Regions from separate parts of the Mus musculus genome. Here region 1 is linked to region 2. The links are chromatin loops, found by intact Hi-C in ENCODE. Cell type or tissue: gastrocnemius. All regions are shown on one strand. Each heading gives the region's core, and the rest is flanking DNA. Links, peaks and the distances in the headings are about the cores only. Region 1 overlaps Itpk1 (inositol 1,3,4-triphosphate 5/6 kinase). Region 2 has its middle 42 kb from the start of Golga5.

Evidence for each region. Hi-C counts contacts between places; a loop is a spot of excess contacts. Peaks named below come from ENCODE experiments on the same cell type or tissue, not always from the same donor. Only the 100,000 strongest peaks of a DNase experiment are listed, where the experiment ranks them.
Region 1: a loop joins it to region 2, with 3 times the contacts of the local background. A loop is called at or near these places in 2 of 42 quality-filtered maps.

The regions. Positions count from the first base shown.
Region 1 is chr12:102,569,328-102,585,655 of GRCm38, reverse strand. Itpk1 (inositol 1,3,4-triphosphate 5/6 kinase) reads left to right here. Exons shown (of 10, transcript NM_172584.3): 7 at 1,204-1,369; 8 at 6,484-6,551; 9 at 11,572-11,734; 10 at 15,172-16,328. The coding sequence ends at 15,530. Among named protein-coding and RNA genes, the nearest start is that of Chga, 23 kb to the right of the region's middle. In gastrocnemius, for the core only: CTCF peaks have their summits at 6,424 (motif pointing left) and 9,894 (motif pointing right); DNase peaks (open chromatin) are centred at 5,388, 6,415, 9,937 and 12,408.
Region 2 is chr12:102,503,207-102,519,534 of GRCm38, reverse strand. No RefSeq gene overlaps it. Among named protein-coding and RNA genes, the nearest start is that of Golga5, 42 kb to the right of the region's middle. In gastrocnemius, for the core only: no CTCF peak of the experiment used is centred there; DNase peaks (open chromatin) are centred at 5,180, 6,842, 7,925 and 8,615.

The DNA.
Region 1 (16,328 bases), core at 5,061-13,060, 65 kb before region 2:
TGTCGGGTCTACAGCATCTGTGTTCTTGGCTGCTTCCCACACTGTTGCCTCATTCTTGTAAGAAGGTTGAGAGGACATCTGTTCACACCTCACTCCCGGCCTGGCACACACTGGTGTTTCCACATGGCTTGGATTCTGGCTTCTGTCCTGCCCAACTGGGCTTCAGGCACACTGTGGTTCTGTGGTGGCTGACCTGAGGGTGACAGTTGGTCAGGTGGCCATCTTTCCAGGATCATTAGCCTTGCTTAGTGACCCCGGAATGTGCCTGGGCTCTCTCCTGGCCATGTAGTGAGTGATGTTGCTCAAGCCACTACTTCAGGTAAGCTGGGGCAACCCCCTGGTCCCATCATCCTCAGGGCCGGTCATGCCAGACTCCATACCCAGCTTGTGATGGAGTAGAAGAGGACCCAGTTGTCCTCCCCACCACACTCAGCCCCCATCAGATCCTCCTTCAGCATGTTGGTCCCTAGAGGAGCTTGAGGCTCGGACAAAGTTGCATTCCAGTTGGCTGAGTATCATGTGACTGTGATAGGGCATGTCAAGGTGCCAGGGAGACCCAATTCCAACCCAGCCTCACTCTCCTGCAGATCGCTCACTGAAGCATATGGGGCCTTAGTTTCCTTATTTGTTAAGGTGTGGCAGTGTGTCCATCTCAGGCACTGTAAGGATGGCCCCTGGGCACCTAGTTCTTGTAGTAAAGTTATAACAAGAGGCGACTCTGACCAAAGGCCTCCTCCTCCTGGCTGGCAGGAGTCTCCTCCCTTTTGGGCCTTTGTGGAAGAGGCTCCAGGTGTTATAAGCAATGAGTAGCACCCAACCTAGGGGTCCCCAGGATTGCAGTGATTCATGATCTGGGGAGCTCTGGAGTTCACAGCCTGCTCTGCTTTATGTGACAGACCCAGGAAATTCAAGGTTTCCCAACTCGAACAGCATAGCTACCAAGTTCACGGATGTTCCTGCACCCTGTCCCACTCGCTATGACTCGAAACTCTTTGGGAGTGCTCAAAGAGGGACTCACTGTCCCTGAGGGTATTAGAGGGGCCCCCTTGGAGGATGCTCACCTCCATCCGTCTTGGGCACCAGCTCTTCGCCACAGGGCCAGGGAGAGGTCATGGTGGGGTCGCCCAGGAAGGTGACTGGCCACCGTGTTGGAGATTGGCAGCTGATGGACTCTGATGCAGCCTTTGGTCTTTGTCTCCCCAGATGGCTATTGTGTTCAACCAAGAGGGCCTGAATGCCATCCAGCCTCCCTGTGTGGTCCAGAACTTCATCAACCACAATGCTGTCCTGTACAAGGTGTTTGTGGTGGGCGAGTCCTACACAGTGGTCCAGAGACCCTCACTCAAGAACTTCTCTGCGGGCACATCAGGTAATCCGATCCACTGCTCCTGATTGTGTCACTCTGTGCCAAACCCTGGGGCAGAGCCGAAATGGATACCTGGTGTCTGTCTCCTGGTCTTCCTTGTTATTTCTGGGTTAGTGAGAGATGACCTGGGTTGAAAGAGTTGTATGAGATAGATAGATAGATAGATAGATAGATAGATAGATAGATAGATAGATAGATAGATAGATAGATAGATAGATGACAAAAGGGTCCTGAAGGGCCATCGAGAGACCCTGTGCCGTAGGCACCTTGGGGCTCCATCCCTCAGAGCTGCCGCCGACTCCAGGAAATTTCTAGAAGCTTCTTATTCCCAGGAAGGTCCCTTGGCCCACCCAGTGATGGTGCCCAGGAGGAGTGTGCCAGAGTGGGTGTGGCCAGCCCAGTGTGGGACATGAAGGAGGGAGATGACGGCTGACCCACCACATTGCATGCCACCCTTGCCTAGTGTGTCCGGTTTGCTAAAAGGGGACCCCAGTCTGAATTACCAGAAGCCTCCGCAGTTGTCAAGGTGTGCCAGGGCTTTCGTAGCAGGCTGTAGCTACCTAGTCACAAAGAGCCCCATGGAGCTCCTCAGGCAAGTCCCAGGGGGCGTAATCACTCACCCCTGCCACCCATGCCTCAGGGAACTTCCCCTGAACAGATGGGCAGGGCCCTAGTGTCTCTGAGATGTCCTGTGGTAGAGGTGTTGACAGGACTCCTTGTCCCAGAGGGTCTTGGAGAAGGCTCTCAGGAGTCTGCCCCTCCCTCTCATGCTCGCTCCTCCATCCATCCTGGACATCAGCTGTGTGGGGCCAGTGAAAGGTGTGCTGACACCAGAGCTGCTCAAAAGAATGTTCTAGCAATCCGGAAGGCCCCTCTTAGGCAAGTTCCAGAGCTTTGTGGGTCACAGCCATGCCTTTAGAAAGAGCATAGCTCAGTCTCCCTGGGGGGTTCTTGGATACTAGATTCCCCGTGAGGTGAGGCTTGTCTCCGCCTGAGAGGAAAGAGCTATCCTAAGCATCCGCCAGCCCCAGCTGAGCAAGCAGAGCCTTCCTCGAGGCCCCAGAAGGCTCTGTTGCCAGGACTTCCTGCCCTCATCCCTGTAGGGCTGGTTACAGCGTCTTCAGCTCTCTGCTCTGAACCTTCTTCTCTGGCTGAGACCAGGTGGTTTGGGACAGTCCCATCCTGACACTGGACCCAGCTGAGACCACGCAACGAGGGCAGTGATAGACAGGTGTGTCACGTGTACCACCAAGAGACATTCTTGCAGGCTGTGGGACACAGGAGATTAAGGTTTTTATAAAAACATTTATTTGCCCAATTTTAAAAATACACCCATTGAACCTATGAACACACACACAGAGACAGACAGACAGACAGACAGACATGTCTTGCTTATGACACTCCCTTTCCTTTCTTACCAGATCATCTCATCTCTGAATGAAATGTGGGGTCCTTCCTTACGCCCACAAAAGCCTGTTTGTTCACTCTCTCCTCCTCTTTCTTCCTGGTTGTAAAGCACGAGGCCAGTTTCTGCCTTGGCACTGGGGATGATAAAGGCGGGAGCTGTCAGTGTGTCTTCTCTTGTGACCGTTTCTAGGCCACGAAGTACCCTGAGGCATAACATTTGGAGGTGGGCTGGGAATCAGAGTGACTTTGAGTGGGCCTGTCTGATCGGGAAGTGGCACAGTTCCAGCTTCGGCCTGCACGTTCCTAGCCTGACCAAGACGACCTCAGGCTTCAACAGCCCTTTCTCCTGACTAGTTGGAAAGGGGCTTTGAGGATTCTTTCCAGAGCCCACTCAACCTTGCGGCCCCCGCCCTCCATGTGGCAGGGCCCTCAGCTTCCATGTGCACCCTGGGAGATAGGTCTCCTGCCTTGGGGTTGTTCTGGACGTGGGCTACAGATAGACAAGGACCCTTTCACTCCATAGCTACCATTTTTCTCTGATTCTCATGTGCATTTCTGTCCTTTGCATGTCAAGGTCCAAAGTCAGTGTGTGACTTATATAGCCCCTGGTACCTTACAGGGTAGGTACCTGGACTGGAACCCAGGGAGTTTACTAAGGGAGCCAGCATCCGCTTGTGCCAGCCACTAGGGATACGGTGTGCTTATGTTCTCTGTCTTAGGTCTGTGATTCTCAAGACATCGTGCATATCAGATATTTAAATTATGATTCATAACAGAAGTTACAGTTTGGCAGTAGCAGTGAAAATAATTTTATGGTTGAGGTCATCACAGCATGAAGAATTAGATTAAAGGGTTGAAAGCCACAGTTCTAGGTAGCTGTCTGCATCTTCTTCCTGTTTCTCTTTCATCCTGTACCTTGACCCTGAAGCCACATTGCCTTGGGCTCCTAGCTTTGTGTAAGGACTCTACTCCCCCTCCCTCCAGGTCCTAAGGGTGCATAAGACCCGTGCCTCTTATTTATTTGAAAGGATAATAAGCATCTCCAGGGTTGTCCCAGTCCTTTGATGCTATTGCAGGGTGACTGTGGTATGCAAATGAGTGGGTGGGGCCATGCTCTGTGCTCTCCAAGAAGACTGCAGATACAGGTAGCCTGGCTTACAGTCTGTAGTTTATACTGAGCTGACACCAGGACACCTAAAGTCATATGATGCTGCTTTTATTGAACATGCCATAGACTCGCCATGCCAGAGGGCCAGCCAGGAGCCAGGCAGGCAGGTTTATTAGCAATGTGTGTTCCCGTGAGGAATAACAACATATGGGAGAGACATAACTGGAGGATCCGTTTTATTGGAGATGAGCACTTCAGGGGACATATAGGCAAGTGCTAGGACACCAGATGGAAGGGTGTGTGAGAAAGACTAAGCAGGGCAGTGGCAGGTACAGGCACCTCTGCAGAGTCGCATTCAATGACAGGATGGTGGCTTACACCATGGGGAAAGACAGGAGACCAAACATGAAGGCTGAAAGCAGCAGGTCATAGTCTACATTGTTGAGATGCCTGAGCCAGTCTGGTTATTCACCCTCCCTTTGAGTCTGTTTTGTCTCCCTGAGAGCAAAACCACCCGGTGACCATCACCTTGGCCTCCCATTCTCATTGGGAGTTTGAGGTGGCCCCCAAGCTAAGTGTTTGGGGGACTAGTCCAGGAGCACTCAGTGGCTAGGCTCCCAAATATCAGCGCTCCTGGGAGCAAGAACATTGCTGCTAAGGGTAGAGAGCAAGGCCCAGGCCCCACCAGAACCAACTATCTCAAAGCTTCCTAAGGAGCCAGGCTCCAGCACTCTTTGCTGGGGCTAGACACCTCTGACCCATCTCAACTCCTCTCAGTCTCTTGCTGACAGGCATGACTGGAAGCTGCTCACTCCCTGCATCCTGGTTGTGCAGAGGTGCCTTCACCGGGGGCATCTCTTGCTTAGTGGTCCTTAGGCCAGAGTGCCCCCGGCCAGCAGTAGCAGTCAGAGTAGAGGGCAGTTTTCCTTTGAGCTATCTGTACATTTGATCAGTCTATATGATCTGTCCAGTGAAACAGACATCACAAGTCTCCGGTGCCGTCCCTTCCTAGCACCAGCCAAGCCTCTGTGTGCTTCGTGCAGGCTCCCACAGGCTTCCCACACTCCTTGAGCATTACTGTGTCTACCTGCTCCTGTCCTCACACCTCAGGCCTGCTCTGCTCTTTCCGCCTTTGCTCTTGGGGACCTATAGAGGCTTGGGTGGGAGGTACCCCGAGTTCAGGACGCTCCAGGAGAAGGTTGGCAATGCCTATGGAAGGCCAGAGAGCCATCCTAAGTGACGAAGCCCTGGTCCAGCCTCTTGGTCTGTCAGGCTCTGCCCGCCATTCCTGAAGGTTCACCTGTGCCCGAGAGCAGGGACCAGTGGGCGTGCTTGACACAAGTCCCGCAGGGTGTTTATTTTTCCCAGGCTCCTCCCCAGGACCATCTCTCATGCCCCCTGTCTGGACTGGCTCTGGTCGGAGCAGCGGGAGGACTGTCGGGCACACCGGGGTGGCCAGGGGCCTCTGTGCCCCACTAGCGGGAAGGATGCCAGGTACTTCAGCGCCTGCCTGCTTGGCTCTGCCTGAATCACTTCCTTGTGCATGATTTTTATGGCGCCGTAGAGTCATGGGGCTGCTGGGGGGTCATGGCAGCCACAACAGGCACCTGAGCCCTGGCACACACGCCCTCAGCCCGTGTTCAACCTGTCCTAGTGCTCGGGGGCCTGGGTCCCAGGGATGATCACCATGTCCTGCAGGGTGGGGGATCCATGACACCTCTTTTGCAAGAATTTGAGCAAGGGTTGTCAGGACCCCCTTGGGGGGGCTTCCAGCCCAGATTGGCCCTGTGCTATTCTTGGTGGGAGTGGGGCTATGAGGGGGTAATGGCCAGATCTCAACCCCTAGGCTTGTGGTTTTGTGATTCTCGCCCTAGCGTGTCCATGCTTCCAAGTGCTTGAGAACATTGCAAACTGTGCAGCCAAGCTTACATCTCCCCAGAGCAATCATGGCTTACACCTCAAGGACATTCGTACAAGGGGAATAAATGGACGCTCCATCACATTCCTGGGACTGAGCTGCCTCTCTGGCGTCCAGGGGGCTGAGGGATTGTGGGCAGCAGCAGATCAGCCATGTGGTGTAGAGGAGACTGGGGCATTGCAAGGCTTTCCTGGGTGAGCCTGTGGAAGCCTTGCTCGGGTTCCTATTAAGTAGTTGGGAACCTTTTGTCTGTTCAGCTTACATATGAGTGGCCACTTGATTGGGGTTACCTGGCCCAAATGGCTTTTGGTAGGCTTCTTCTCTCAGGGCACTCCAGACCTTTGATATCTGGGTGCACTATGTCTTCACCTCCGTTGCCCTTCTCTTCCCAGCCTCCTGTTCATACTTATGACCGGCCCAGCCTTAGGTGCTAAGGAAACCCATACATAGTGCCATACAATGGTAGTGAGGGTGCCCCAGTAAACCACTCATTTTTATGTGGGAGGACAAATTGAAGCCGGGATCCTGATGGATGCACATCTCTATGTGATGTGGGAGCCTAGCTCCCAAGAACCCAGGGCTGAGCCAGAGGCCACCCAGAGCGTGACTGGGGTGGTGCTGCCCCCTGGTGTTGGCATTGCTGTCTCCTGGTCTGATTCACCCTGTGACTTCTGTTTTTTTCAGATCGTGAGTCCATCTTCTTCAACAGCCACAATGTGTCAAAGCCGGAGTCTTCATCAGTCCTCACTGAGGTATGTCTGTCGTCCACGGCAGCCTGTCAAGGGGTTCTAGCTGAGCTGTTTAGAAGGGCCCACACAATCATATCAGTGGGCTTCATGGTCTTGTATGTGTCTGGAAGGGAGCACTTAGGACCTGGTGAGGACCACTTTCAGTGAGTCAGCTTGCCTCTGGAGCAGCCTCCCTCTTGCCATCATGGCTGGAACATCAGTATGTCAGGCTTAGTGGGGGGTGCTTGGCGGCCTTATCTCATGCAGCTTTACAGAAAGGGCAACCAGCTTAGAGAAAGGACAACACAGACCGAGTTCATACAGAGGCAAGCAGGGATTACCCTCACCTCTCTGATTACAAAGTTGAGAGTCTTCTAGAAATTTCCTTCCTTGATAGTAGCAAAAAGTGCCTTGGGCTACAGCCTTCTGTTCCCCACAGAAGTCTGGCTTCAGCTCTCCATGGGGGAGTCATGTGTTCTGGGAGCTCAGAGTAGGTCCTTCTATCTCTCCTGATTATACTCAACGACAGAAGCTGCCATTGTCTTGTACCTAACCTGGTTCCAGGCCCTTGGCCTGGCCTCGGGTGCCTGACCTCTGACCTCAGCAGCACGGCAGTTCCTTTCTTGTGTGGCTCTGGCTGGCCTCAGAGTCACAGATCCACCTGCCTCTGCCTCCTGAGCGCTGGGATTAAAGGTGTGCGCCACCAGCGTGGCTAGTTCCTTGTTTGCGCTTCCTTTGAAGATGCCACTGTGAGCCAAGAGATAAAGCGTGGCTTTGACAGGACCTGGAAAGATAGCACTGTCCCTTGGGATCTAGATTGATGTCGTCCCCCTAGAACAAATAGGGAAGCCTTGGACCATCAGGCTTGTTTAACTTTTAATTACTGTGTGTTCGTGTGCGTGCGTGAAAGTCAGGGGACCACTTTGTGGAGTTTATGGTTCTTCCCACCCCACCTGTATGTGTGTTCTGTGAAAGGAACTCAGCTCTCAAGACTTTGACACACTGAGCCACCTCATCCGCCCAGACCACCACATCTCAAGCAGACTCTCACAGAGCTGGCTATGCACCCTGAGAAATACAAGCAGAGCCGTGTATGTGGGAAGGCTTTCTTCTCCTCATGTCAGAATCACTGGCGTCCTGCCCCCTCCCACTAGGCCCCTGGGAATCCAGCTCATCTGGTGGCAAGAGGGAGTTGGCCTTACACAGGCTTCCCGAGAGGCTGTCCCTGTCGGTGTTCTTGCGTGGTAGAGCACTGCTGAGCACTGAGACTATTACCAGCCAGTGCCAGAGGGATGCTTTAAGGCTGGGAAGTCTCCCTTCTTGAATCATTGCCTATTGGCCTGCTTCTTCTTCTGAGGAATGGAGAGAGTCTACTACACCACAAGGTCCCTCCCCACACCTGAGGCCTTCAGGTACCCCATATTTCCACTACCACACCGAGCCCTTCAGAGCTGACGTCTTGTGGTGCAGAACGGCACACACAGCCTTTGTCCCTGGGGACATCACACTCCAGGATGCCGGCAAGCTGAACTGGAAGTCGATTCTATTCCTAGGAACCAGTGGCCAGAGCATGCCCCACTCCTGCCCCAAGGAGTGCCATGCAGGGACACCCAGTAACCTTGAAGGCCCGCCTCATCCCTAGACAATGCCTTTGAAAATGGGCCTCGCTTCTCCCTAAGCTTTTAGACCATGAACACCTTTCACCATTGAGAGGGTGAAAGGTGTTCATGGGATTATTGAGCATAGCTCCCAGTGGGTAGCTCAGTGGCAAATACACACACACACACACACACACACACACACACACACATCTATCCCCAGCACTGCCATAGTGAGGAAGCAGAGTTCTCTGCTGTGGTCTGACCTGAGGTCTGACCTGAGTCACATCACCTCCCTGAGCCTGGGTTCCTTCATCTCTCTCATGAGTCACTAGGAATGTCTGCGTCTGACATGTACACACCTGTATTGTGATTAGTGTCAGCTGCAATAGAGGTCGAGGGTCACCAGGTCAGTCCACAGGCACACCAGCTCGATTCTTCCTCCTGTCCTAGAACCCCACAGCTCAATTGGCTTGGGTCCATGGGGCCATCTCTCTGCCTTTGTCTAGTACTAGACTGGCTGTTTGGTTTTGGATAATCAAATGGCTTCAGAAGGACTTCTGAGATTCTTTAGCTGAGCTAAGAAGGTGCTTTTATAAACAGCGTGTCACGGGGCTCCATAACAGGCAATGATGAGTACTGCCTTGCTCCCAGGCACTGCGCCACGAGCCTCAGCTATCCGCTCAGCAGTCCTTCCTTACCGGAGCCTCACGGCCTAGGTATTTTTATTAGCTTATTCACTGGGGTGGAAAAGCAAGGTCCAGGAGGGCCACTTGACAGATCAGGGACACATAGTGGATGCAGGAAGGCCAAGGCTAGTCTCTGATTTGGTTTGGGACTCTGGGCTGGGCCAAGCCACTGACCCAAGTGACCAGGAAGCTCAGGCAGGGCTGAGTGCCCACTGTAGCCAGGTGGTGGCTGCCCCTCACCCCCACCCCAGGAAATACTTTCCCTAGGTCAGGCACGGGATAGCAGGGTTTCAAATGGAGGGGCCCTGCTGTTCACAGAGCTGTGGGTATAGCCTGAGCAGCAGGACATAGGTGGGTCCGTGTGTCGGTCCCTGCTCAACACATGTCTATATTAAGGTCTTTTTATTAGTGACCAGCGCTTTTTTATTTGGTTGTTGTCCTAGTTAGTTAGGGTTACTGTTGCTGCGGTGAGACACCATGACCAAAGTGGCTTGGAGAAGAAAGGACTTAACTTGGTTTATGCTTCCACATCACAGTTCATTTTGAAAGGAAATCAGGACCGGAACCTGAGGCAGAGCTGATGCAGCAGCAGTGGAGGGAAGCTGCTCACTGCCTTGCTCCTCATGGCTTCTTCAGCCTGCTTTCTTGTAAAACCCAGAACTGTCAGCCTGGGGGTGGCACCACCCACAATGGGCTGGGCCCTCCCCCATCTATCACTGATTAAGAAAATGCCCTACAGGCTGGCCCACAGTCCAGTCTTACGGAGACACTTGCTCAGTTGAGCTTCCCTCTCCAGTGACTCTAGCTTGTGTCTGAGTTGTACAGTTGTCTTGTTTTGAGATAGGATCTCACTTTGTAGCTTGGCTGGTGTGGAACTCTCTATGTAAATCGTGCTCCTGCCCCCAAATACTGGGATTTACACCACCACACCCAGCATTTTCTGGGCTTTTTAAATTGAGATAAAAATCTACCTGTGTAAAATTGGCTATTTTAAGTATTTTTTTTTTAAGATTTAATTTTTTTTGTATGCATGTGAGTGTTTGGCCTGCATGTCTGTGCACTATATGCATGCTGTGCCTGCAGAGGTCAGAAGAGGGCATCAGATCCCATGTGAATACTGTCAAGTCCAGGTCCTCTGTAAGAGTAACCGGTCCTCTAAACTGCTGAGCCATCTGCCCAGCTCCTACAGTGAACAATTTAATAGCAGCAGTCACACACTCAGTGTCCTGTTGACACACCTCTATCCAATTCCAAAATATTTTCCTCCCCTGTTTCCATGAACACCCGATCCCTGTTCCTCCCGCCCCAGCCCCTGGCCACCTTGAGTCTGACCTCCACCTACATGATCTCAGACTGTGCTGGGCGGTCTACATAAGCCGTATCTTCAACACTTCGCTCCCCAGCTGACTCCCGACCCTCGGCACCGTGCATGGAAGAACTTGAGTCCTTTTTATGGACAATTCATGTTTCTTTGTGTGGATAAGCTACAGCTTTCCCATTTGTCTGGAACCATCTGGAACATTTGGCCATTGGAAGATCACTACAGTTACCATTGGTGCCCCAAGGTCTCTTTGAGTGCCCTTTTTAAACCCCTAATAGACTTATCTATCTGGGTCCTAAGGTATTCTATGTTTAACCATTTGAGAATTTTTAAATAAATCTATTCATTCATTTTTGTGTGTGGAGCTCAGAGGACAGTTTTCAAAAGTCTCTGCCCCCTGCAGGACTTGGAGGATCAAACTCGAGTCATCGAGTAACAAGAGCTTTAACCCGCTGGCCCATCTCACCAGCCCAGTGTGTTTCATTTCCCACTTTGGTTTGAACCTGCCCCTTTCCCCAGATCTCAGTACTTATTGTCAGCTAGTGTGCACTCTATTGTGACAGTTCAACATGAGGTGATGTAGTCTGCGTCCTCGTATTCAGGAGCTACACCTTGAAGCCAGGCTTGCACTGTCCCTACCTTGTTGTCCCGCCCAGAAACCTATGATGGAAGCCTAAGCATTCCCATTGTACAGATAATCAAATGGAGGCACGGGCCAGGTACTATAGCCAAGTCATCGGAGCTGAGAAATCTCTGATGGGATCTGAATCTGTATCCTCATCTACGGTCCCTCCCCAAGACTCGTTGCTCTTCAGAGATGCTGGCCCATGGCTGTATGTGAGAACACATGCCTTTCCCAGAAAGCAGAAAACATGTAACAGTGGAGGTGTCGGGGGCAGGGTGGGCAGACTTGGGCCAGAGGCCTGTGGAAGACATCCTGGGAAGCTAGGCTTAGAGTCGGGCAGGAGCAACAGCCAGCAGCAGCTTTGGGAAAGCCCAGGTCACACGGGATGGGATGTTGTTTGCAAACACCTAGTACATCTCAGCGAGGAAGAGAGAAACACTCTTCTCCGGACCTGCTCCCTGGATCCTGTGCCAGCAAAATGGCATGGTGCTGGTGCTGGTTGGTACTCACTTCCACCTGGCTGTGCCTGCCTTCAAGTTCTGACCCCAATGCTGTCTTCATTTTAATGTCTTCTTCCGTAACAGACCATATCTTCCTCCTTCCTGTGACCCCGGGCCAGCCCCTGTCCCTCTGTGAGCCCATTTCCCTGCCTGTTAATGTACTGATCTCAGACACTCCAGGGCCTGGCAGCTTGCACCGTGGTGGGTTAGCCCCACCTCCTGGCTGGAAGGATGGTAGTGCTTTTCATGAGAGGGGTCTTCTTTGCATGGTACCTTAGCCACAAAAGCCTGACCTGTGTATGTGTTCACAGCTGGACAAGATCGAGGGTGTGTTCGAACGGCCAAGCGATGAGGTTATCCGGGAGCTGTCCCGGGCTCTGCGGCAGGCGCTGGGAGTGTCACTGTTTGGAATTGACATCATCATTAACAACCAGACCGGGCAGCATGCAGTCATCGATGTCAATGCCTTCCCAGGTGAGCAGCGGGACTGGGTGACCCTGCACGGGTGGTCCTCTGGCTGCCTGGTATCTTCAGGGGATGGGAAACGAGTCAGCTTGGCTGGGGATGGGAGATCCCTCCTCATGCTGGAATCTAGGCTGAGTGCCATGCAGCCTCCTCTTCTAAGACAGAGAGAGCAGTGAAGCCCCAGATACCTGTCTGGGGAGGTACCACCCCCAAGCCCCCCACAGCATTGTATACTCTTCCCCCATCTTTGAATCCTGCTATCAGCCTTAGTCCTGACTGGCCTACTTAGTCCATCCCATTGGCCCTTCCAGACCTGGATAGCTACAAAGGACTTGGAAGACTCAACCCCTGTCATTCACAGGTAGGGAGACTGAGGCTTCGCTAGTGGCAATATTTTTCTGAGGTCACATCATATGAATTGGCAAGGCCAGATCCTCCTGAGAAAGTACTGCTACCACTGTCCTGATCTGCAAGGCTGAGAGCCAGACCCACGCCCTGCCACAGCATTCCCCATTACAGTGTCTGCTGCCACAAAGATCCCCCCACTATATCCCCTCGCTGCTGGAGCCTCAGGACACGTCTGGCTTGGAGCGGGACTCTGCTGAACGTCCCTCAGTCTCTATTTGGCCAGGGGCCTGAGGGATTACCACCAACCGAGTCCTAGTGGATCTGTCAGGCTGGCAGGGAGAGTGCTCACAGGCTGGCAGCGTGCCCTGGAGACCCTCAGGCCAGTGTTCTGTACATCATCACTGCAGCTGAGAGGTGTAGAAGCCTTTTAGGTACGCTGGCTCATGCCTGTCATCTTGGCACTTGGGAGGCTTAAGGCAGGAGGATTGCCATCTGGGACTGCATAACAAGACCCTGCCCAAGGAGCCTGGGGTGGGGTTGGGGGATCAAATGGAAAAAAAAGGCACAGTCCAGTTTTGAGTCTCCATGGGCTCACTTCTCCAGACTCAGGTATCCCTGCCTCTGGCTAGCCCAAAGCTCCCAGCTCATAACCACTTCCACACCCTCCACCCTCTTAAGTAACTGGGACTATAGTGATGCCGTTGCTCTTGGATGTTCTTCTTTTTCTTGAAGGAATAGCTAGCTCCACCTTGCTGTTCGGGGACATGTGTAGCCAGGAAGCCACCTCAGCAGTGCCAAGCAAGCATCCTGGGTATAATTTAGTGCCTATATCCTGTTAAACCCCCAGAGAGAACATGAACCATTCCATACCATCACAATCCACAGCAAGGTACTAGGGACCCCCAAGGAGGCCACCAACTCCATCTGTCATTCACTTGACATCTGCCAGGGCTACATTTCCTGCTCTCAGAACTTACACCACAGTTGGGAGAAGGCAGAGGATGGGGGTGGGGCAGCCAGTGGTGGCTCCTCTGTCACGTATGGGACACCAGAGAGAATTCGGCAAAGGAAAGGGACCGACGCTGAAGAGGAGCAGCTCGGATACCAGGAGGGACCTGATGGGGTCAGAGGGCAGTCTCTGAGGCCTGTGTCTGACCAGCATGTTCAAATCCAGCTCTGCATTTCCCAACCCCCTAGGTGTAGATGGTGGGGCCTTTGAGGTGAGCTAGAGTATAGACTGAGGGGGTTTGCTGTATGCCAGGAGTGTCATAGAGATGAAGTAAAAATGTCAGTGATCCAAGAACACATAGAGCACTTTTCCACTGGTGATGGGCGGCCCCTCCCAACAGCCAGGGAGACAGTCACTAAGAGCCAGTATGAACACAGGGTCTTCTGCCAGAGGAGCCGAGAGCTGGGTTGTCTCGGTGGACAGGGCCATGTGGTGGGTCTGTGACTCATAGATTGATAAGGCTGAGCCCAGCCGAAGCTGGTGATGCTAAGAGATGGCCTAAGGGTTCTATTGTCCCAGGGACCTCAGGCAGAGAGGAGGTGGTATCTGGGAGGTGACTTGGTGCACGACTGGGCCCGACAGAGATAGAGGCTCTGGGTCCTGCTGCCACTCAGGAAGCCTGGGAGGCATGAGGATAGGTGGGAGTCCTATCACCTCACCCCGCTTTTCAGATCAGCAAGCCTGAGTAGCAGAAGCGGCATGTGCTACTCGCCCTGCCGTGTGCTGTGATCTCTGCTTGCCTGCGAGAAGTGATACTGGAAGCTAAAGGACCTTATCCATGGTTACAGTCCCCCAACGGGCTGTAGCCTATCTGCCCAGAGCCTTCACTGGGATTCTGAGGCCTTTGATGTCTTAGAACACCAGGTTCTGATCCTGGCCCACCTCTTCACTCTGTGACGTTTCAGGCAACCTTGCATAGCCCTTACCTTTGCTTCTGTACAAATGGATGCCTTTCCCATGCTGGCACCTGCTCTGCTAGTTTTCACTCCCAGGCTGACAAACACCAACCTACCTCAGCCTGTTTACTGCAAGCCCCCAGGAGGTGACTCTGCAGTACTCTGGAAAGTTTACCCTCACTTTCTGCTGAAGTCTACCTGGTCCTCTGGGCTTTATCCGGGAGCTAAAGCAGAGTAGTTGCTAGGTGGCAGCCTCCTGGGTTTCTCGGCAGCCAGCTGTGTCCTGATGTTCCGCCCCACCCTGTATCATACTTAAACCCGTGTCTGCCTTGCCCTTCACCCTTTCCCAGAGCTAATGGGATTTTGGGTCCTGCAGCAGGGCTTCTCAGTACCTCGTATACCAGTTACACGAGACCAGGATATGGGTCAGGTCACAGTTCTGCCACGTAGGAGTTTTGTGACCTGGGGCCTCATGGAGCTGCAAAGTCCCCTGTGAGATGACTTCCCTTATCCCCACGTGTATACTAGGGACAGAGTTGTGAAGATAGCGTTGACATTTGCAATGCTCTACTGCTTGCCAGCCACTTCGTTAGCTTTAACGTGAGTGCCCTTGCTTCTCAGACAGCCTCAGGCTTCCTCAAAACCACAGAGTAAGTAGTTTGCCAAATAACACTCAGTGACCCAGTAGCCTGGCCCCCCCACATAATGAATGCCACCTCAACTTGTGCCAGTAGTAGGAATGTCACTGCAGCACATGCCAAGGTTTTATTAACCTCTTGGTACTCCCTTGGTTACACTGTGGCGTGTCTGAGATGACTGGACAGTCTCCTTAGCAGGCTCCTCTAGCACCTCAGCAGCCCCTTGAGCTCAGGACAAACATTTAACACGTGGGCTTTGGAAAGAGCCCTGCTTACCCAAACTACAGCAGTTGGTGAGCAAGGGCTGTCCCTAGCAAGACAAGATTTCATTTTTTATCTGCTGGAGGTGTGGGCCTCTCATGCTCAGGGGACAGACTGTGGTCTAGCCAGCCTGTGGACCATGTACACCCTGCCTTGTCTGCCAAACCTGAGTTTCCTTTGTCAGTGGGGTACTGGAAGTGCCTCCTCAGGTCCCAGGAGCCCGTTATGTCTGCTTCTTTCTCCTCTCCTATCCCCTGGCTAATGCCCAGTGCCTGCTTTGTCTCCCATCTCCAGGCTATGAAGGAGTGAGTGAGTTCTTTACCGACCTCCTGAACCACATTGCCACAGTTCTGCAAGGCCAGAGCACGGGAGGAGCTGCCACGGAGGAAGTGGCCCCGCTAAGGCACAACAGGCTCCTGGCGGAACCGGCAGGCAGCCTGGCTGGGGAGCGGACGTGCAGTGCCAGCCCTGGCTGCTGTGGCAGCATGAAGGGCCAGGACACACCCTGGAAGACTGAGACCGAAGCAGGCAACATGGGCGCTGGTGCTTCCGCCAAGCTGCCGCACCAGAGACTTGGCTGCACCACTGGCGTATCACCCAGCTTCCAGCAGCACTGTGTGGCCTCTCTGGCCACCAAGGCTTCCTCACAGTAGCCACAGAGCCCAGGACCCAGAGGGGCAGAGCGTGGAAAATGCCCACTGGGCCAGCAGCTCCACATGGGAACACTACTAAGAATTCCTGGTGATCTGAGGCTTCTCTGTTTTAATTTTTTACCTGATTTTCTGATGTTATGATCGGAATGAAGGGGGGGAGACAGAGCAGAACATCAAGTGGCCCAGCCTCGAGGACGCCGCCTGACTCCTGCTGTGCAGAGGTCCTCACTGAGTTTACACACGCTTGTGTTCTCAACACTAGGTCTGAATGTGAGGGGGGGGGGTGCGTGTGTGTGTGTGTGTGTGTGTGTGTGTGTGTGTGTGTGTTTGTCATGGCAAGGGTGAGTGTGCATGTCTGTCTTCATGGCTGTTGTGGGCCAGGCTCTGGGCACCGAGGAAGGAAGCCCATATCTGGCCAGGCTGTTGCAGCTAAGCAGGCGAAGGACGAACGGTTTTCCCAGTTCCCCTCCTCTTCACACCTGCCCACACCCAGACCTCACCCTCCCTCTTGTCCCAGATGTGCTCTCCTCCAAGGCTAACCCTTGCCCCCCCACCTCGCTCTCCAAAGCCAGGGAAGCAGTAGACGCCCCCTCGGGAGCTCTGCATGGAGGATCTGGGTTGTAGGAAGGGAAAGGAGCTTCCTGTGGGTGTAGCCGAAGCCCACTGGCTATTGCTAGTCTTCACTGGCTCGTGGAATACAGCAGGCCACTATCCACCCTACCCTGACCCTATTGCTCACTGAGATCCAGGAAGGAGCCATCTGACTAGGAGTCCAGGAGTCTGCCAGGACCCAGGATT
Region 2 (16,328 bases), core at 3,857-11,856:
TGGATGGATCACAGCGCCCCCAATGGAGGAGCTAGAGAAATTACCCAAGGAGCTAAAGGGATCTGCAACCCTATAGGTGGAACAACAATATGAACTAACCAGTACCCCGGAGCTCTTGTCTCTAGCTGCATATGTATCAAAAGATGGCCTAGTCGGCCATCACTGTAAAGAGAGGCCCATTGGACTTGCAAACTTTATATGCCCCAGTACAGGGAAACGCCAGGGCCAAAAAGTGGGAGTGGGTGGGTAGGGGAGTGGGGGGGTGGGTATGGGGGACTTTTGGGATAGCATTGAAAATGTAAATGAGGAAAATACCTAATTTAAAAAAAAAGAAAAACAACAATAACAACATCAACAACAAAAGACAACAACAACAACAACAAAAAGCAGGCATTTGAGGGGCTGGAGAGATGGCTCAGCAGTTAAGAGCACTGACTGCTCTTCCAGAGGTCCCGAGTTCAAATCTCAGCAACCACATGGTGGCTCACAACCATCTATAATGGGGATCCAATGCCCTCTTTTGGTGTGTCTGAAGACAGCTACAGTGTACATAAATAAATCTTTATTAAAAAAATAGGAAAAAATAGGCATTTGAAAAAAACCAAAGTTACAGTCACTTCTAGGTATTTAGTTTAAAGAATTCTCAGCTGTGGGCTGTCCTTACAGTGGAATGTCACTCAGCCTTTTGACACATGCTGCTGCACGGAGGGACCCTGAGGACGCCAAGCTAACTGCAAAAAGACAGGTATTGTCTTGTTCTACATATACCAGTGACTAGATAGAATGGCGCTACGGTGCTAGGAAGCAGGAGAGCTGGGGGCTGGGGACAGGGGAAGAGGGATCTGGTGTGTAAAAGGCACAGCATTTCAACTTCCTAAATTCAAAGGGTTCTGGGGCAGAGAGAGGGAGCAATAGTCACACACCAGGGCTGCTGAGCACTATACCAAAACTGGCTAAAATGCTAAGTTTTGTGCTGTATGTAATTTGATACCAAAAAACCAAAAACCAAAAAAGCCAAAAAAAAAAAAAAACAAAAAAAAACCAAAAAACCCAAAAAAACCAAGAAAACAAAAAACCAAAAAAACCCAAAAACCTGGGCTGGAGAAATGGCTCAGCAGTTAAGAGCACTGACTGCTCTTCCAAAGGTTCTGAGTTAAAATCCCAGCAACTACATGGTGGCTCACAACCATCCATAACGAGATCTGACGCCCTCTTCTGCAGTTGTCTGTAGACAGCTACAGTGTACTTACATATAATAAATAAATAAATCTTTTTAAAAACAAAAACAAAAACAAAAACAAAAACCTGAAAATAAGGAAGCAAGCATGAATATGTATAAAGATCCAGCTGAAAGGACCTTGGCTGAAGCATTCAATATTCAACAGTAAATAAATAATCTTAAATAAATGATGGCCCACTCACAGAGCTGGACACGGGGCAATCTTGGAGATGGTATTCTGAAACAGTGTTGAGTCCCATGGGAAGTGTTCACCATGCATTACGTGAAACAAGTGTTTGTAAGTAATTCTGTGTTCAGTGCCAGCGGGAGCCAGGCTCTGCGTGCATGTGTTCAGGCATTTGTGCGAGCACCCAGCTTCCTGGGGTCCAGGCTCACTGACTGTCGTTTTCCTGGTGCAGGGGCAACACTGACAGCAGTGAATCATAACGAGCGTTTGTCCAGTGAATGAGGAAGAAAGGCCCAGAAGGCTTACCTCAAAGCCTTCCGCTGTATTTCTTCCTGGTCCCGTGGCAGTTGATCTTAATTTCCTTCTTCTCGTCTATCTTTATGATCCAAGTGTTCCGCGCAGAACACTGATTGGTTTTTGTAATAAAGTGTGTAAAACACTTCAAAGCGTTGTGGGTTATTAAAACCACAAATGCATCAAGACACATTGTATGAAATTCTCAAAGAGTTAGTAAATTTATCATCATTGTCAATATCATTATTAATTTTGTTTTTGTTTTTTGAGACAAGGTTTCTCTGTGTAGCTCTGGCTGTCTTGGAACTTGCTCTGAAGGCCAGGCTGGCCTCGAACTCACAGAGATCTGCCTGCCTCTGCCTTCCAAGTGCTGAGATGAAAGGTCTGTGCATTATTGCCTGACTTAATATTATTTTACGCTGGGCGTGGTGGCACACGCTTTTAATCCCAGCACTCGGGAGGCAAAGGCAGGCAGATTTCTGAGTTCGAGGCCAGCCTGGTCTACAGAGTGAGTTCCAGGACAGCCAGGGCTATACAGAGAAACCCTGTTTCGAAAAACCAAAAAAAAAAAAAAAAAGGATATTATTTTACAAAGGTCCTCAGGAGCAAAAACCTCAGGCTTGGTGACTTTGCGGACAAGACCTCTCTGGACAGGGTTCAGATGCATGCCCATGCCAGCCACACGGGCCAGGGTGGGAGGCTGTGACAGCATTGGACTCCTCTGTGGCCTCTGCTAGCTACCCTGAATGTAGGTGACATCTTTGATGCAGCCTGGTCTCACGAGCCTCGCCTTCCAGCTTGGGAAAGTATGGCAGACCTGGGAAAGTATGGCAGGTCTGAGGAAGAATCGAGGATTGTTGCCACCCTTTGGCAGACGAGTAACTGGCATCTGTGTGCTGGAGCCAGTGGAGTTGTGGGTTATGGAAGGTTTTGTTGATTCTGTTCTTCCCTGCCTGATGCACTGTTGGGTTCCAACCATCTGGGGACAGATGTGTGAGGGAGGCAAGGCCAGCAAACATCTGTTGTCCTGGGAGCACTCTGTAGAGTGCAGTCCCCCCAGGATGAACAACGGCTGCTCTCAAGGTCTCTCAAGACCTGCAGCTTCTCTGACCTGAGATGAGTCCCAGGTGATCTTCTCTTCTAGAATAAGAACCTGCCAAGACCCATTGAAAAGAGCCTGTGGCTCGCTCATCCCAAGACAGCTGTTGACATGACCCAGCCTCTGCTTTAAACAAAAGCAAGTTGAGAAATTGAGGGGAAAAAGAAAAAGAAAGAAAAGCAGGCTTTACTTTGTACAGTGATTTTAGGTTCACAAAAATGGAGCAGAAAGAACAGACCATAAAGGTGGACAAGAAGGAAACCAAGCTCTACTGTCATGGCACATGCCCACAGACTGTGTCCGTCCCTTCCTGGGTTCCCTGTGGACATCGTGTGCCCTGTTGTGCATTAGAGACAGTTGATGAGCCAGCAGTGTCACGTGATCATTCCCTACCATCTGACATGTACAGAATTCTTTCTTCTTTAAAGCTGGTGACCTGATGTAACACACACTCATCTCACCCCGGCATCAATCTCACCAGCAGTGCTCAGGGGGCTGATCTTCTAACACCTGCCCTGCATTTGCAGTTTTCTGATCTGTTTTAATTTTTAGCTCTATTTTGTTATTGTTAAGTGTGTGTGTGTGTGTGTGTGTGTATGCACGCATACACACACGTGCACACACACGAGTGGGCATATGTGCGCACATGAATGCAGGTGCCTAAAGAGACAAGAAGAAGGCATCTAATCACCCAGACATAGAGTTTCAGGGTATTGTGAGCCATCTGATACTGGTGCTGAGAACTGAACATACGATCCTCTGCAAGCCTTGTGTGTACTCTTTGCTACTGAGTCATCTCCCCAGCCACTTAAGATGTGTGTGTGTGTGCGCGTATGTATGTATGTATGTATGTATGTATGTATGTAAGTATGTATGTATGTATGTATGTATGTGTATATGTGTATGTATGTATGTGTGTGTGTATGTATGTATGTGTGTGTGTGTGCGCATATGTATGTATGTATGTATGTATGTATGTGTATATGTGTATGTATGTATGTGTGTGTGTGTGCGCATATGTATGTATGTATGTATGTATGTGTATATGTGTATGTATGTATGTGTGTGTGTGTATGTATGTATGTGTGTGTGTGTGCGCATATGTATGTATGTATGTATGTATGTGTATATGTGTATGTATGTATGTGTGTGTGTGTATGTATGTATGTGTGTGTGTGTGCGCATATGTATGTATGTATGTATGTATGTGTATATGTGTATGTATGTATGTGTGTGTGTGCGCGTATGTATGTATGTATGTATGTGTATATGTGTATGTATGTATGTGTGTGTGTGTATGTATGTATGTGTGTGTGTGTGCGCATATGTATGTATGTATGTATGTGTATATGTGTATGTATGTATGTGTGTGTGTGTGTATGTATGTATGTGTGTGTGTGTGCGCATATGTATGTATGTATGTATGTATGTGTATATGTGTATGTATGTATGTATGTGTGTGTGTATGTGTACATATGAACCATAAGAAAGTACCCAGTCAGTCCCTCCTACCCTTGATGCCTTTCATTTGAGACCAGACTTCAAACAGATTTTTCCTTAAACAAGAGGCATCTGCATGTTAATGCTAATTAAAATATTGCTCACAATAGCTGAGTTTCAGCTTCAATACCCCTCAACAGATGAATGGATAAAGAAAATATGGTGTGCCTACACCACAGGGGTATCACTCAGCCACACAAAAAGAAAAAGCACGGTCCCTTGCAGGAATCTGAAGGGACTGGAGAACATACTGTTAGACAAAACAAGAGAAAGATGATGTTTTCTTTCATATGTGGAAGCAAACAACAAAGACACCCTGGGGCTGGGGAGATGGCTCAGCAGTAGAGAGATCATTCTGATTTAGCAGGGGACTGCCCAGTAGACGGCTCAAAGCCACCTGAAACTCCTGCTCCAGGGGACCTGATGCTTCTGGTCTCTTGGGGCGACTGCACTGAAATGTACACACGCACGCACGCAATTTTTACCAATAAATTTTCAAATAAGTAGACATCCTAAAAGCAGAAGAGGGCTTATTACCAGGTACTCAGAAAGGAAAGGACAAGGACAGGAAAGGGTTAAAGGGCAGATGAGAAAGGGTAGATGGGTGGGTAGACCCCATCAGTGCACAGTGGATACTTGTATGGAGATACCTCGGCGAATTCACTAACCTGTGCAATTGCTATGTTAATTATAATTTTAAAAACTTGTTTCTTTTGGCCTTGCACGGCCAGTTACAAGGCTCTTCCTTGTGGCTGAGGCCTGGCGGTGCCAGCATTCTCCTTCCTTTTGTTACAAGCATGCTTCTCCCAGCAGCTAACTATGGCCGTGCCACCAAGCTACTGACAGAATGGGGACAGAGCTTTTTTGCACTGCAGGCTGTTGCTGCTTCTGCTTAAAGCCTGGCTTTCACTGGGCTTGTTTAAGCCGGACCCTCTTGGCTTAGGCTGCAGTCTGTGAATTGATGCCTCTGCCTCTCACTGTCCTGTTCCTTGACACAGGCAAAGCCGAAGGTCCAAGGCACCGGGCTCCTCACTGTCCATTCAGTGTGAATCCTTGGGGGATGCTCTGTGAACTGAAGACAACACAGCCTGACTATCCATGTGCTGGCTGGTTTTAGTGTCAACTTGCTAAACATTAGAATTGCCTCAGTAGGAAGCCTCCCTCAAAGAATTGCCCTGATCACCTTTCTCCCTACTCCCAGATGTGGACATTACCATCTGGAAATAATCCAGATCAAAATGGCATGGCCTATGAATCCTTCACTGACATCAGAACCAGAGTTTCCAGTGTTCCGATACTGACTAAGGACCAGCACTCCAGGAACCTTCCAGAGTTGAGACTGCAGAGGTACTTAGCCCCAAGCACCAGGCAACAACGGGGTTCTCAGCCTCTCAAGTGAGAGGTAACTTGTTACTATTTTAATGTAAGCTGAATTTGTACATTTTAAAAATATATTTATTCACCTGTAGATCCTTTCCTTTCAGAGAACCCTGACTAATACAGTCCCCTGGCTGATAACCGGCTACAGTTTAAAACACAGTTGTCTGTGGTATTTTGTACAGGTGTACACATGCCGGGCAGTGGTGGCGCATGCCTTTAATCCCAGTGCTCAGGAGGCAGAGGCAGGTGGATTTCTGAGTTCAAGGCCAGCCTGGTCTACAGAGTGAGTTCCAGGACAGCCAGGACTAGAAAAAAAATCCCTGTCTTGAAAAAAACAAAACAAATCAAATCAAAACAAAACACAAGACACTTATTGACTTACCGTTTCAATAAAACTCAGAGGAGTGTGTAGAGACTTCCCATCTACATCCTGTTTCTGAACACGCAGTGTTCCCCAGTATTAGCATCCTCACAGAGAGCTGCCCTGGTTATAACTGATGTAGTTATAACAGCATATCCCTTCTGCTGCCACACACACCAACAGTCTTCCTTACTCTTAGCATCCCTCACTAGAGGGGTGCACTGGTTATGATTGACAGGTGACCCCCAGGGTGCACAGTTCACACCAGTGTGCTAGGTGGATACTGTGGATTCAGACAGGTGCCGAATGATCACCGTTGCTCACTGTGTATCTTACAGAGCAGCCCCACTATGCTAAGAAGAAGCTTTCTTGTAAGAAAGAAAACGTCTTAATACGTTTGCTAACACTGTGGGAGTTTGGGGGTTGTTTTTTGTTTGTTTTTCTTTAAGACCAGGGTGGCCTCAAACTCAAAGATCTGCCTGCCTCTGCCTCCCAAGTGCTGGAATTAAAGGTGTGCCCCACCATCCCCAGGTGTGGGGTTTTTTGTGTTTGTTTGTTTGTTAACTGGGGGAGAGGACTTGTATTTGAATCAGTAAAATTGAGGTTTTCAGTTTGTCTTTTCATATTTTTTTTATTGTTCTATTCAGATATCTTACAACGTAGTTCACACTGGCCTCGAACCTGCAATCCTCCTGTCTCAGCCTTCTGTGGGCCAGGACTACAGGCTGGAGTTTCAGGTGTGTCCCTTCACTCCCTGCGTCTTTGTGGGCCTCCCCTCCTTTCTGGGTCATTGGCCACTGGCCCACAAGGATGACGGGAACAGAGTCATTGAGTAGGGGTTTGGACAGCCCAAGAGTACAGACAGAGTTGTTCGTTCCAGGATCAACTTTATTTGGGGGTGAATCGAGAGTTATATAGTTTTGGGGACAGGGTAGGGATATCCAGGATGAGCAAAGGTCATTGGCTGGAGGCTAAGGTACTGAGATGTCTCACTAGCATCGGCAAGCACTCCAGGGATCTCAGGTGCTTGCTGAATGGGTTCTTATTGGGAGAAAGAAAAGCTGAGCCTATAATCTAATCAAGGCTTTGCGATATTCTGCAGGTAGAGGGTAGAGGGTTTTGAGCTCCCCAGACAAGGTCAGAGAAGGAGAAGCCCTGTGACAAAGAGAGTCCACCATATTGCACCGATTTCAGGGCTTTCGGGTAATATCAGACTTCAGCCTTAGCAGCAGGTTCCTTTTCACATATTCTCAATTTATATGAATTTATTATTCGTAGTGTATATATGATGTATGTGTTTGAATACGTGTGCGCATGCCATGGTGCACGTGTGGAGGACAGAGAGCTTGTGTTTGGTCCCCGTTCTTCCTTTGTTGAGGTGGGGGTATCTTGATGTTTCTGCCATGCCGAGTACTCCAGGGTAGCTTGCACATGAGGTTCCAGGTGCTTTGCCTGTCTCCATCTCCCATCTCACTGTAGGGGTGCCAGGATTACAGATGTACATCACAACATCTGGCTTTTTTAATGTGGGTTCCAGAGATTAAACTTGGGCCATCCGGCCTTGGTTGACCAGGCCATATCAGGTTGACTCTTTTTAACAAAATCTAACTTTGATGTTAGAATCCTGCAAATTCATTACCTATTCAGAATGTAAATGTTAAACTCATTGTTCGTTGTTACTGTAACTAAAACAAGCCCCAGCCAGCCTTCAGTGTTAACTCCTTGAGCTAAAAGGCCACCAGTTGTGGGGAGAACCACTCAGGATTGAGCCCTCCCTGTGGCATCCATGTACAGTGGGCAGGTGGGTCACAACCTGCTCTGGGACTCTTGCCCCTGTCTGGCCCACTAGGCCCAGGCAAGGCCCAGCCTCCATCTGCCACCTAGACAGGCAAGCTGCTCTCTCTGTTCCTGCCAACTGAGCAGCCCAATTACTGGAGAATCACTAATTGCCTGTGGCGGGCTCTTCCCCAGTCACAACCATTAACAGAAGACACGCCTAACAAGCCCCACCATTCATTATTTGGGCTCGCTGCTCCTGGATTTAATTACACTCTGGCAGGGAAGAACAAACCACAGGAGACAACTGAGGACACAGAGTCTTGGGAAAAAAAAAAAAAACAAAACCCTATATTCTCACAGAGCCTGGAAAAGCTGTCCCTTCCAAGAACCTAGGATTTCCCTAGTGAACAAGGGACCAAAGGCCCCAAAGCCAGCCTGCTGTGTGCTGGGCTGACACGGGTATTCTCAAAACCATGATCTAACCCTGGCCATCACTGCAGAAGATGGCTCCTGTTTTGCAGACAAGAAAACAAATGGGAGGCCATGCAGCTCAGGAAGCAGTGAGCTGTCTGAGCTACCAGCTCGTACCTCCATCTCTTGTGGTCTCCCAGACCCTTGAATTAAGCTGAATGTCACTCACCACCTACCCAACAGGATCTCTTGAGTGTCAGCACAGGCTGTGGCTGGCATGTACAAAACCAGACCCGCAGTCCAAGAGATCAACAGGCAATATTTCAGCTTAGCATCATGTTTGGTGATTAGGAGCAGAAGTGTCTGAAGCTAGAGGGGTCGTGTGCACAGCCATACACACGGGTGTCCTGAGCCCAGCCTCATGAGCACAGGAGCAGGGGAGCTGGCATGAGAGAAGCTGGCCCTGGTGCCATTCTGCATGGTTCATTTCCTAGCTCAACCACCTTCCAGCCAGATCATGTGGCTCAGGTTCTTTGCTCTTTCTGCAACAGGGCATAACAAGGGAGTTACATGGATCTCAAAACAGCATGTCCATAAAGAATGGACGTATAGTACCCAGGAGTCATTGGTTTCCTAAAAGTTTTTTTTTCTTTTCTTTTACAGCCACATTGGCTTGTGGCTTTCTTCTTTTAATAGACTAATTGAAAAATAAAATGCCCAGTGACGTATAAGTCTGGCCCTCTCCCATGTCTTTTCAGGTTCTTTCTTTAAGTAGTCTAGGAATGGCCAGATGGCTCAGGAGGGTCAGATATTTGCCACCAACCCTGACAGCCTGAGTTCTGTCCCTAGAGCCCACATGGTAGAAGGAGAGAACCCAGGTTGTCCTCTAACCTCCACATGGAAACCATGGCATAGCATGTGCACACACATGTGCAAACACAGGCACACACACAAGGTAAAACAATTAATAGAAAAGGAGGAGAAAGAAAAAGAGGAAGAGGAGGAAGAAAAGGAAGAAGAGGAAGGAAGGAGGAGGAGAAAAAGGAGGAGGAGGAGGAGGAGGAGGAAGAGGAAGAGGAAGAGGAAGAGGAGTCTCTAGTTCTTGGAGCTGGGCTAGCTTTCCACAGTGTACCGAGACAGGAGTGATGTGTGCCTGTAGCTGATCTGATTCTGCGCATGCTAGCCACAGTCCCGTGCTGGGCTCAAGCTATCCTGTTGGGTAGATGGTGGCTAATTCAGCTGTCACCCACCCATACCAAGGGCAAGGCCACTTAGACCAGCCATTACCCAGCAGACGAGCTAGCTAACTACAGCCCATCTGCAGGCGCAGCCAAGATCAGCTGCCTTGGGCCAGACAGACAGAACTTTCTAATGAGCTGTGAGCAATAGCATGTTTTAGGTCACCGAATTTGAGGAGTGATGTTTGTTAGAAAGCCGTAGTTAACTGATGGGGTAGTTTGTGCAATTCATTCTTGGTTGACAGTGGTGTTGGGAACAGTATGTCCCATTTCCTGCTGCTCAGGATCGGACAAAATGAGGTCCTGAGCATCCTTGAATGGAGCTGATAGAAAGCTCACCTTGCAGCGGCTTCCAGGCTGCAGGAGTGACTCTGTAGAGATGGAGCCACTGCTCCTGTCCCCTTGGGTCTGTAAGGCTCTAGGCTAATGGTGACTTTCCCACATGTGTCCCGCATGCTCCATTTCAGTGGACACTGATCTCAATGAGGCTTGGAGCCGAGGGCAAGGAGGAGGAACCAGGGAGATGCTTTGTTTTACACAGCTGTTACCCGTGAGACTTTGAGAAGCCGCCCACACTTTCCCAAACTCAGAAGCTTCCCGAATGTGCGCTGGCATGTCACAGTGAGATTGGCATGTCACAGTGAGATAGCCAGGCTTTCTATTTGTTTCATGCGAAAAGCACACCTCCCGGGTCAGGCTCAGTGGGGCACTTGCTGCCAAGTCTGATGAGCTGAGTTCAATCCCTGAGACCCACATGGTGGAAGGGACGATGCTCTCTCGGTTACCTTCTGATTTCCTCACGTGAGCCATGGCATGCATGCGTGTGTGTCCGCACAAATACATAAGTGGGATTTTAAAAAAAAGTTCTAAACCTCACACATTCCCAAGATACCAGAAATCAATGGAAGGATCCCCCATGATTTTCAGAGAGGGCCACGCCCCAGGTCCAGAGCAGGAGCTCACACCTGCTTGGGCTGGTCCCCAGTGAGACACAGCCAGCCATACATCTTGGGGTATCACAGCATGGAGAGGTGATGCAGTTGAGGACTGGGCGTAGGACACCCCAGTCTGATCCTGCTGGCACCCACCTGTTCAGCCAGCTTCAAGAAACTGGGTTGAAGCCCCATTTCCAGGCCTGCTAAAATGAGGAATTTGAGACAAATGGTCGCTTGGCACCTTTAGTACCTTCAAAGTTCACTCCACTAGGTTCTGAGCAGAGACTCACTTTGAGGATTGTCCTTGTGGGAACGACATTGAGCTCCCATACAGTCCTGGAAGTGGGAAGTCATACAAAAATGGCCGAGGGTGACTTCTGTACAACTTAATGGCAGCTGCATGGGCTCTGCAGCCTCAGCAGCCTGTAAGAGCTGTAAGAGCCTGTAAGAGCTACCGGTGTGATAGCCCACAGAATCCTCAGAGACCCCTGCTCAGGAAAAGCTGGTACATTCTGGTGATGCCTCTCGGAAGGTCTGACTATTCTGAGAGAGACCCACAAAGGAGAACCTCTCTACCCTATCTCAGGCCTGCTGCTCAGGGGTCAAATAGTACCAGGGCTTCCAGAATAGCCACTTCATTCCTTCAGATCTCTATTTAAAATAAGAAGCTTATCCAAGGAACAGACACAAAAGATTCTACCTCCCTGTACAGGTATATGAGGCCAGTGAGCCAGCGTGCTGTGTGCCAGCGTGCCTGCCTTGCTCGTACTTGCTGTCTGTAGGATCACAGAGAACGCCTCACTGCTGGTGCCTGGGTGAATCCATGCAATCTTTCTGAAGAGTCATCATGTGACTTGCAACCCAATGGACTCACTTTTCCTTTAAAGCCAAGGAAAGATTTGGAGTATTCAGTCTTTCATGACAGCGTTACTTGAGAACGGAGGACTTCACTCTCTTAAACATCCAGTGTTAGTGCAATGGGAAAAACTTACCCCAGCAGTGGCTGAGAATATAAAAAAGCAATCTTAGGAGGTGATTAACAGTTTTAAGACTTGTACAGTGTGTTAGTTCGTTGTTGACACGAGCTCAGATCATTTTAAAAGAAAGAACCTTATTTGAGAAAAGGCCTCAGTAAGAATGGCCTTTAGGCAAATCTTGCAGGGCCTTAGTTAATGATTGATGGGGGGGGGGAGCTCATTGTGGGTGGTGTCACTGCTCAGCAGGTGGTCCTGGGTGGTATAAGAAAGCAGGTTGAGCAAGCCATGAGGAGCAAGCCAGTGAGCAGTGTTCCTCCATGGCCATGGCCTCTTCCCGAGTTCCTGGGGAACAAGCCACAGCAGAGCGAATTAGGGAAATTTCACTATCATCAAGTCTGATAAAGATAGTGAATTTCAGTGAATTGAATTTCAGAAAGAAGTCTGTGAGCAGCATAAGGTCAGAATTTAAAATGGAGACATAGCAAAAGAAAAGACCCTCTACCCATGCTAGAAGAAACCATAAGACTGTGGAAAGCACGGTTTGCAACTACAGATGAAATACCGATGTACATGTTTATGTAATGTATGTGCATGCGTGTGCTCTAGAGCACACACAGAGGCCAGAGGAGGACATCAGGTGTCCAACTCTCTCAGGGTCTACCTTATTGCAACAGAATCTCTCACTGAACCTGGAGCTTGAACTAGCAGCCAGAAAGCCCCAAGAATCTTCCTGTCTCTGTACCCTACAATGCTGGGGTTGTAGGTAGGTGTGTGTGTGTGTGTGTGTGTGTGTGTGTGTGTGTGTGTGTGGCCATGACCGGCATTTTACATGGATGCTGTAGATTCAAATTCAGGTCCTCTTGCATGTCAGAAGACATTCCGACCTGATAACCCATCTCCGCAGAGCCCAGAGACTGTTTGTACTAAGTGAGCAAGCATCTTCGCTGATGGCCACGCCTCTCGAGTTGATGCATTGTATGGAATCTTCTGTGGCACATTCTCCCCCAAAATGTTGGTTCTGAATCATGGGTCCCCAGAGCTTGTTGGCCAGGCAGCATAGCTGAAGCAGTGAGCTCTGGGTTCCATGAGAGACCTTGTCTCAAAAAATCAGGTGGGGAGTGGTAGAAGACGCCCCACACTGACCTCTGGCTTTCATAATTGTGCACATATGCGTGTGTGTGAGCTCACACATATAGGCACACACACAGTTGTGTGTTTATCTGGGTAGAAAGCTGTTGTTTCTATTGAGTCTTTATCTCACTTCCTTTTTAGACACTGCTGGGAATCAAACCCAGGACATCACACATGCCACTCAAATGTTCTGCCGCCAAACTACACCTCTAAACCATCCATCACAGAGGGACAGGAAAAATCCACTCCAAATCACCATAGCTACCTTCCCTGCCCTCAACACATATTTGTTGCACTATCTATAGCTATCCTGCTTCTTCCTAAGTTGTCACTAGGAAATGGGAGGAGGGACAGGGCTGAGGGACATGGGCTGTTCAGAATTCTACAATGAGCATGTATTTGTGTATTGCATGATTAAAAAATCAATTAAAAATGGAGATTGTGGGCTGGGGATGGAGCTTTGTGATAGAACTTAGCAAAGAGAGAGAAAGTGTGTGTGTGTGTGTGTGTGTGTGTGTGTGTGTGTGAGAGAGAGAGAGAGAGAGAGAGAGAGAGAGAGAGAGAGCTGTATGTTCCGAAGTACTGTGGGTTTTGACCCCATTTGGTGATCAAATGACCCTTTCACAAGGGTCACCTAAGACCATTAGAAAACACAGATAAACACTATAATTTATAACAGTAGCAGAATTACAGGTATGAAGTAGTAATGAAAATAATGTTATGGTTGGGGCCACCACAATATGAGGAACTGTATTCAAGGGCCACAGCGTTAGGAAGGTTGGGAACCACTCATTGACTTACAGCTTTCGTCCTCTATTTCTAGGCCTTTCTATAGACATGAATACACAGCCAAAGAAAAGCGTCCGGAAGGGGACTGGCCAAAGCATGCTGGCTGGCTAATGTAGATAAGTGGTCTGTGCGCGAGTGATATTTTTGTTTTTAAATGTGTGTCTTCCACAATTAAAAATTGCTACTCTAATAATCAGGGGGGAAATCCCCACTTCAGATGATTTGAAATGCTTTTCGATCCAATTTTATGGCTAAAAAATACAGCAAATGCTCTTATTTGCCTGCTTTGGGATTATCTGTTCCTTGATGGCTAAGGGTAGGATGAATCTGCAACTGTCCTCGGGTTCATTTACAAGTCTACTGTCCTCTCAGTCCTGAACCATCAAAAACAGCAGGTCAGCTTAGCACAGTGGTTCTCAACCTTCCTAATGCTGCAACCCTTCAATACAGTTCCTCATGCTGTGGTGACCCCAACCATAACTTTATTTCATTACTACTTCATTGCTGTAATTCTGCTACCGTTTATGAATCATCACATAAATATCTGATATGTGGAACACCTGATATTTGACCCTGATGAAAGGGTCATTCACTCCCCCACTCCCCAAGGTCAAAACCCACAGGTTGAGAAACACTGACCCAGAGGGAGGCCACGCTGTTATCTCTGGAGCAACAGTGGCCTTCCGGTGGAGAGAAGCAGTGCCGAGTGGGATGTTCCGGGTTTTGTGTTCCTGACAGTGCGCTCATCAATATCTCTGTCAAGGTCTGTGTTCGTTCCACTGGGGCAGTGATAACTGGTTGTCATGGAGGCCATCTTCTGTCTTCTCCCAGTTGAGAACAAATCAACTCACAAGAGTGACATTTGAGTAAGAATGTTGTCCATTTCAAAGAAAGAGAATTGAGGGAGGGCGGGGCAGCATCCTATGGGACTTTACAGCCTGTGCCCACCAGCCAGGGACAGTAGCTATTAGCATTCTGTCTAAACTCCACCCCACAGTTACCTGGCAACAGCCAGGTAGGCCTGACCCACTATAAAAGGGGCTTCTTCCACCCACCCCCCCCCACCCCCCGCTGGCCACTTACGGAAACAGCCACAAAGCAGGCACCAAAGACAAAAAGAATCAAAGCCTCTGTGGTGGAGAGGCAGGGCAGGGCAGAGGAAGGAACCTCCTATACCTAGGTCCCACTTCACAGAATGTTTGCAAAATCCTATCAAAAGACCCTGTTGCTTTTGGACACCTTCTCTACCATACCACATCCTGGCCTGTCTTTGGGGGAGAGTCTTGTAGACAGAGTTGTACTTTCTCTGATGTACATAGTAGCCTTTGAGTACCCTGCAAAATTCCTGTCCAAACCTGATGCCCATGGTAAGGGTGTCTGGAGGGGAAGGTCTTTAGGAGGTAAGTTACAGAGGGCAGAACCTACCTGAAGCAGTTGTGAGGCAGCTGTCTGAATCAGGAAACAGCTTAGGACTCCTCAGCTGAAGAACTGAGAGACCAGTTTCTGTTATGAACTGCCATCTGCGATGGCTAGTCAGTCCCAGTTGTCAGCTTGACTGTACCTGGCATGAACTATAACCCAGAAATGGAGGACGTGCCCGTGATCCAGATCTTTAGGCATAGTGGCCATGATGCCCAGGCAAGATGGTACACACCTTTAATCCCAGGAGACAGAGACAAGCAGATCTCTGAGTTCAAGGCCAGCCTGGGACAGAACAATTCCAACTAACGAGCAGTTTAGGTCCAGATGTGGTGGTGCACACCTTTAATCTGGGCCACGCCTTCTGCTGGAAGCCTACATAAGGATTATGGAAGAAGGAAGGCTTCCTCTTCTTCACCTATTTTCACTTCCTTGCAGGCACATCTGTTGGAGCCTACTCCTTCAGGATTCCATCTTATACAGAAGACCTGCTGAGACACCTAACCTCGGGGGACTGAGCAACATAGCTGGCCATTGTTGGGTTTATTGAATTGCAGATTGTAAGTCATTCCAATACTTTCCCTTAATACATACAGACATTCTTCTGTACATTGTGCAACTCTAGAGAACCCTGACTAAGGGACCATCTATAGAACTTCACTAGCAACAGCCTTGGGGTGGAGAGAGACATGGAGAGACATGGCACTGGCTCTTCTTGAAAGAGGACTGAGTTCCCAGCACCGAGATCCAGTGGCTTACAACCTGTAACTCGCTCCAGGCAATTGAAACCGGTTCTTGCCCCCATGGGCACGTAAACACACAGTTTTTGTTTTTCTTTTTTAAAAGATTTATTTATGTGAGTATACTGTAGCTGTCTTCAGACACACCAGAAGAGGGCATTGGATCCCATTAAAGATGGCTGTGAGCCACCATGTGGTTTCTGGGACCTGAACTCAGGACCTCTGGAAGAGCAGTCAGTGCTCTTAACCACTGAGCCATCTCTCCAGCCTTCCCTTCCATACACACATTTTTTAAAAAATGAAAATAAGGGTGACTTTCAACCATCTGTAATGAGATCTGACGCCCTCTTCTGGAGTGTCCGAAGACAGCTACAGTGTACTCACATATAATAAATAAATAAATCTTAAAAAAAAAATAAAACAATCAATAGCTCAAATTGATCATCCAGGAATATTTTCAGCTCAATTTATACAATTTAGACCTTTGTGTTTTATTTTCCAGATCTCACGCAAACTAGGCACATGTTCTACTACTAGGTCACATCTCCAGCCTGCTGCTCTGGGGTATTTTTAAAAAATTCTATCTCTGTCTCTCTTTCTCTCTCCACCCCTCTCTCTCCTCTCTCCCATCTCTCTCTTTTCTCTCTCTGTGCATCTGTCTGTCTGTCTGTGAGGTGAGGATGTTGGATCTGCTAGAGCTGGAGTTACAAGTGAGCCACCTAACACGGGTCTGAGAATTGAACTGGAGTCCCGTTTGAGAGCAGTGCATGCTCTTACCTGCTGAGCCGAGTCTCCAGCCCCTACTTTGATGCTTTAAATCTTTGATGCTCTCCCTCTTGGGGACACTCTCAAGCTGTCCAGTCTAAATG